2 separate regions of the Mus musculus genome follow, and region 1 is linked to region 2. Evidence: chromatin contacts called from ENCODE Hi-C or POLR2A ChIA-PET data. All regions are on one chromosome and are shown on one strand. Each heading gives the region's core, a stretch centred on a gene start or an enhancer-like site at or near the end of the contact. The rest is flanking DNA. Distances are from core to core; before and after follow the strand shown. Region 1 overlaps Coro1c (coronin, actin binding protein 1C). Region 2 overlaps Coro1c (coronin, actin binding protein 1C).

Region 1 (3,185 bases), core at 221-2,720, 34 kb before region 2:
CCTGTGCTTGCTGCATGTGTGTTAGGGAGCCAGCAGTCTCCAGCGGGACTGCCTTTAGCAAGTCCAGCAAGCTTAGAGCACAGCTCCCTCCTACCACTCCCCAGAGCCTCGGCTTAGCTGAGCTGCCTGTGTGTAACTTGCTGTGCAGGTGGCCCTCTTTCTAAAAGTTTTTATTAGTGAGTACGGGATACTCTGCAGTTAAGAGCACTTGTTGCTCTTGCTGAGCACTTGGGTTTGATTCCCGGCGCCCACATACTGACTTGCAACCATCTGTAGCTACAGCTCCAGGGGATCTCGCATCCTCTTCTGACCTCAGGCGCCAGGCATACATGTGGTACACAGACAAATATACAGACAAAACAACCATACACATAAACCATAAAAACGAATCTATATTAAGTTAGGCAAGTCTTGTTTTTTTGAACTATGCCTCACTATGTGTGGCCTTGATTGGCTTGGAACTACTTTTGTAGACCAGGCTGAATCATGAACTCACATAAAAACCACCTGTCTCTGTCCCCAGAGTGCTGGGATTAAAGGTGTGAGCTACTACACACAGCCTTTTTTTTTTCCCTTTAAATGTCTCCTGTGACTGTTAGTGTTGAATGCAGTGAAAATGTGTGATTTATAAAGCTTCTTTGAGAATCATTGACAGACAAATTAAAGGCCAGCCACCTCCTACCCAGAAGTGATGAGCACCGGACTCGGTGTTTCATCAGGAATCTCATGCATGTACTGTGATCGTCTTCTCTTGGGAATCTGTCCCACGTGGGTGGACAGGGTCACTACATTTCTTCTTAAAAGACACTACATTTCTTCTTAAAAGAGACTCCAGAGTTTAAGACATTTGTCTCAGCTGATACCTTACTGGTTTTTTTGTTTTGTTTTGTTTTGTGTTGTGTTGCTCTTGTGTTTGTTTTTTGTAGTTTTTGTTTGTTTGTTTGTTTGTTTTTACTGTTTATTTATATGTTTGACCTATACACATGTCTTTGTACCGCCTGTGTGCCGACGGCGTTGGGTCCCCTGGAACTGGAATTACAGGCAGTTGGGAGCGATCATGTGGGTTCCAGGAGTCAAACCCAAGTCCTCTGGGAGAGCAGCCAGTGCTCTTAACTGCTGAGCCACCTCTTAGCTCCCTACTGTTCTTTTAATATAATACATCCAGTCTGCGTTGAAAAGTGCCTGTCACGGAAACAGCAGCTTCTTGGGGGCCTGGCCGTCCCTCACAGAGTCTCTGGAGCCTTTCTGAGGTTGCTGCTAGCTGGGGGGGGGGGGGGGGGGGGTTGGAAGTCTTCTGCGCATTCCTCACTGATGCCCTGGAATGGCGTCTGCGGAGCCGCTGGCAGGATTCTGCTGATGGGAGCTTTCCTGTATTTCCCTCAGGATGTGTTTCCTCTCACACAGGCCAGAGAAGCACGTCTGTGTGACTCTGTAGACAGACAGTGCCTCAGTCAACAGGAAAACGCTGGGGTGGTGGGCCTTTTCTTAAAGTGAGACTGGAGGAGACAGATGGAGGAACGTTTACTCAGGTGCTTCAGGGACAGTTTATTCTCTGCCACTGCAGTGTCGTTCTGTCTTCCCTTCTCAAACGTCACCGTTCTCCCTGTGCAGTAACCGCAGAACCCTGAGATGTCGCTTGCTGTGGGCTTGCAGAGCCATTGCCGGAGAGGCCGCCCAAAGCCGTGGGGGTCCCTGCTGGTTGGTCTTGCTCCTTCCTTAGGATGCTTCCCGCAACACAAGCAAATCTGTTTCTTGTTTCCCCATGTTAGGTATAATGAACAGGACTTTTCAGAGTTTACCTTTCCTTTATTTGGAGTCAAAGCTGAGGTATATACCGCCTGCCTACCTACCTTGGGAGCCTAGTGGCAAGGCTTGAAGTCCCAGCCCTTGGGATGCAGGAGCAGGAAGGCTGCAAGTGTGAGTCCTAGCCTGGGCTGCACAGAGAGACCCTGTCTAAGAAACAAAATTAAAGCCCGGATTACCGGGTAATCAGTTCTCTTGGTTTCAGCTATACCTAGAAACCAGGGCGGAGAGACAAATGGCCATGTTTCTGAGATTGACACCGGCCCTAGAGAGGACATTTAGCGTGGGCCTGGGGCTCAAGCTTTCTCTCTCCTGGCTGGCTCTTCAGGTGTAATAGGCAGGGTTGTGTTGGCTGTGAAGAAATGTGGTGATCAAAGCAACTGGGGAGGAAAGGGATTTTTGCTTGAACTTCCACGTCACAGTTCATCATTGAAGCCAGGACAGGAGCTCAAGCAGGGCAGGAACCTGGGGGCGGGAGCTGATGCAGAGGCCATGGAGGGTGCTGCTTACTGCCTTGCTCCTTCCATATGGCTTGCTCAGCCTGCTTTCTTATAGAACCCAGAACCACCTGCCCAGGGATTGCCCCTCCCACAATGGCTGGGCCCTCCCCCATTGATCACTAAGAAAATGTTCTTGCACACAGCCCTGTCCTCTGGAAGCCATTTTCTCTATTGAGGTTCCTTCCTCTCAAATATCCATAATTAACATAAAACTTGCAGGCATGTCAGGTAACCCAAGCTAACATCAAGTTTGCTTTGTGACCAAGGATAGCCTAATCTTGCCTTTGCCTTTCAAGTGCTAGGTTACAGGTGAGTGATACCACATCTGGCTTTTGTATTTTGTTGTTTTTCCTCTTTCAGTGCCGTCACATCTGTGCATAAGTCCAGGGTCTTACCATAGAATCTTTGGTGGTCTGGAAGTTACCATGTAGACCAGGCATTCCTTGAACTCAGAAATCCACCTGCCTCTGCCTCTGAAGTTCTGGGACCTAAAGGTGTGCACCAGCTAGATTTTGTGGGAATTAAAAGACATATTTACGGGCTGGTGAGATGGCTCAGCGGTTAAGAGCACTGATTGTTCTTCCAGAGGTCCTGAGTTCAAATCCCAGCAACCACATGGTGGCTCACAACCGTCTGTAATGAGATCTGACGCCCTCTTCTGGTGTGTCTGAAGACAACTACAGAGTACTTACATATAATAAATAAATCTTTAAAAAAACAAAAGACATATTTACACTGTCTCCTGCTTGGATCTGTTGTGAAATCTTTTGAGCCTTTCCTTAATTTGCTCAATGGCTCAACTACGCTATCCTTTTAAATAGTTTTGTGTACGTATGTGTGTGCATGTGAGTGTGCAGGTGCATGTGTGTTTTCAGGGGGGCC
Region 2 (3,422 bases), core at 204-2,703:
TGTGGAGGGTGAGTCTGACGTCTGCCTCCCTGCTCAGTGAGTGTTTCTGAGAAAGCAGATTGGTGTTGGGGTCCCAGTCTTTAACCACAGGAACAGAGAAAAACTCTCCAACCCTCACAGACAGCATCAGCACAAATTGTCCCAGGCATAAACAAGAGCTTTCACACACATGACATGTGGGATGTAAGTGGGTACTAATGAGCTCACTACAAGACCAGAGTCCTCTCAGAAGTTCTGGGGCTCAAACCTAAAAGTGTGTGTGATCACAGGAGAGCAGAGGTGTGCTCGGCCTTGTCTAAGGCCTGGATCTGCATGTTTGTATTGGATCACTGCAGTGGCACAGAGGAGACAGGACCAGGACGCATCACATCGCTTGGAAACGCAGGCTCAGATGAGGACAGTTTTGTCAGAAGGTTCATGCCGCCAAGAGGAGGGCAGTGTCCAGAACCTAGGCCTTCCAGCTGTAGCTCTGTGTTCCTCCCCATGAGCAGCTTCCTATTAGGGTAGTGCTGTGCAGAACATTAGCTCAGTTGACCTTTCCAGAACCCTCTGTAAGCCAGGCCATGCTCCCTCAGTATAAACACAGAGTTTGGCTCCCAGCACCTAAGGGTTCAGTGCTAACGTGGCTAATTAGCATCCCAGCCCCAGAGGCCCAGGCCAGCCTGCCAGCATGTGCATAAGAATGAGAATAGAGTGGCACTCTGCTCTGTGTCCCCAAGCAAGACCTTCAGTGACATTGACAGGCCATTACCAGAAGTAGCAGGCCCCCTCCAGGCAGAGAGCCAGTTAGTGACAGTGGTAAGTAGGCCTGCAGCACTAGAAAGTGGGGGGGGAGCAGGGGGCAGGCGTGCTGCCTGTGGCAGGGCCCACAGCTCACATCTCGCTCTGTTCTCATCACTCGGCTTCTGGTGTCTTTACATTTTGTTTCTCAGACTCTCCCAGACATCTCTGCTGCCCCCGCCCCTCGGCCAGCCTCTCCCAGGCATTGTTTGCTCGATTTTTAGAAGATGCTTTGTGCATTTGGTGGGTTTCTGTTGAAACTGACTACTTGATTTCCCTGTTTCTTCCCTTTCCCCTGCTTCTTTTCATTCTTAGTTGTTTCTTCAGAGACTCCCTATGGAGCCAACTCCTGTGGTGTGGTCCTGACTACACTTGCATTTTCAGTCAGCACAGCATTGGACACAGTGGACATCGCCACGTTAGCATGCCCACCGTCCACCATCACCCCAGGTTCAGTGCATACCCCGAGACCGCCTCAATGCACATCCCCAGGGCAGTGGAGCGCGCTGCTATGGGTGGCCCACACTTGGGGTGTGTTTGTGTGACTCCAGCACCGTCTGTATTTGGGTGTCAGTTTGTGAGAGCTCAGTTTCCCATTCAGCCTCCAAGCCATTACTACCTGCTTTGTGGCGGCTCCTCAGTAGATGTGTGATGGACCCAGGGCGAAAGGAGCTAAGTCTCTGTGTCTAGTGCATCTACCTGCCATCAAGTCGGCTCAGCGTGCACTGCAGACACCAGCCGGCCTGACTTAAGACACTGGCATATGGGGCTGTTAAGACTGCTCTTCCCAAGGTCCTGAGTTCAAATCCCAGCAACCACACGGTGGCTCACAGCCATCTGATGGGATCTGGTGGCCTCTTCTGTGTTCATGAAAACAAAGTGCTCGTACATAAAATACACAATAAGAAAAAATTAAAATTCTGTCCTATAACAAATGTTCTGCTTTCATCATTGACATTTCCCCTCTACTGAAGCAAGCCATGGGCGAAGGAGAAGTTTAGAGAAATGGAAGCTCGTGCTTGAGCCTTGCTGCTCCTGAGTCCCAGGGTGCAGATTCTGACGACACCCTGCGCCTCCGCCACCCTGCTCACTGTTGCTGGCCTTGGGATCCAAGCAGGCCGAGGCAAGGGCGACCCCTGGGGGTAGAGCGTGGAGTTACCACACTTGCTGTTAGAAGCAAAAAACAACAACCCCTTGAGTCGTTCATGAAGGTTCCTGCAACATCACGCTTTCGTCAGAGTGATCCCCCTGTTCCCGTGCGTTCTCTTCAGCTGCAGTTGTGATTATACTCAGCCAGGTTCCGCTGCCCTACTGGAAAGTAGAGCAGTGGCCCCTGCTCCCAGGGGAGCAGACCTGTGCCAGGGCGAGTTAGGCAAGACCCGTGCCAGCGCCCCTTCTCCTCTGGCCTCAGCTGCCTGTGCAGATGTCACCACATGGTGGGAGCTGGGCTGGAACATCAGGTGACCTCTAGGTTTGGGCCTCAGGAGGTTGGTTTATTTTCCTGTGATTTGCACGAGATGTTTTATTTGCTTCAAGTGGAATCCAGCTATGACAGTATGCAAATCACCCGGGAGGCTGAGGCAGGAGGATCCAAAAAATAATGATTGTCAGGCTGAGAGATGGCTGGGCCACAAAGGGCACTTGCTGTTCTTGGAGAGGATCCAGGTTTTTAGAGGGTAATTGTGTCAACCTTCACTCTTTGTGGATCGGACACTGTGCAGTGATGCTCTTCTGGGCCTTAGGCCCAGTCCACTTACCTGCGACAGTTCTTAGGGAGTAGTTTTGTATCTTGACTCTGAAAGCCTCCATCTTTGCCTGGCGTGGTGCATGGCTGAGGCTTGGGGTCTTGCCTCTGAATTTGAGGTGGGAGGGTTGTTTTTAATTTGATGCCAGACTGGGCCACATAGCAAGACGCTAAATAAAGCAAGAAACAAGGCAGAGAGCCCTCAGCTCCCAGTGTTCATCACTGAGTCTGCTTCCCTCCGCTCGGCCGCGTCCTTCCCTTCCCCTCCCTGTGACAGTGTCCAGTCTGGATGTGCTAACCCTTCTGCCTGTCACCGTCAGTCAGCTGGTGTGTCTGTGCCTGTACGCAGTAAATGCACTAACAATGTTGGCTGGGCGTTGCCCCTCTTGCTCTCTACCTCACCCCCTTCTGATTCACATCCTTGCTGAATAAGGAGCCCACCAGCTGGCCCACAAGCTCTGAGTCCCCCTGTGTCCACACCCCGCCTCAGCAAGTCCTGGAATCACAGGCATGCATGGCCACGGCTGGCTCCTTATTTGGTGCTAGCAATCCAAGCTCAAGATTTTCCCGTAGAGCAAGCGCTCACTCACTGAGCCAGCTCTAGACCCCCAAATGGATTTCTTTCTCTCTTTTCTTAAGTATATACCTCGTTAAGATATAATTGATGGGGCCAACAAGATGGCTCTGCAGGTAAAGGCACTTGACATGCAAGCCTGGTGATGTGAGTTCAATCCTTAGAAGCCATGCAAAGGTGGAAGAAAAGAAGCAACTGTACAACGTTGTCCTCTGACATCCACATGCGTGATACACACACACACAGAGGCATGATGCACACATGCACACACGCACACAGAGGCATGATGCACATACACACACAGAGGCATGATGCACACACACA

The links. A loop is a pair of places that touch in the nucleus more often than their neighbours do. ChIA-PET counts read pairs that join two places held with the same protein, here RNA polymerase II (POLR2A).
Region 1: a loop to region 2 is called in a map of heart, with 2.5 times the contacts of the local background. The contact joins two enhancer-like sites. A Hi-C loop is called at or near these places in 4 of 37 maps with a recorded cell type or tissue (T-helper 2 cell and heart). POLR2A ChIA-PET finds 5 or more read pairs at or near these places in 3 of 5 experiments (Patski and embryonic stem cell).

What each region holds. Positions count from the first base shown.
Region 1 is chr5:113,887,621-113,890,805 of GRCm38, reverse strand. All of the region lies in intron 1 of Coro1c (coronin, actin binding protein 1C), which reads left to right. Among named protein-coding and RNA genes, the nearest start is that of Gm42005, 16 kb to the right of the region's middle. Within about 2 kb of position 1,470, at least 1 of the 3 ENCODE cell types and tissues checked has a DNase peak (open chromatin) inside an H3K27ac peak, as active enhancers do; it is heart, where a contact is called at or near this core.
Region 2 is chr5:113,853,167-113,856,588 of GRCm38, reverse strand. All of the region lies in intron 3 of Coro1c (coronin, actin binding protein 1C), which reads left to right. Among named protein-coding and RNA genes, the nearest start is that of Gm52824, 13 kb to the right of the region's middle. Within about 2 kb of position 1,453, at least 1 of the 3 ENCODE cell types and tissues checked has a DNase peak (open chromatin) inside an H3K27ac peak, as active enhancers do; it is heart, where a contact is called at or near this core.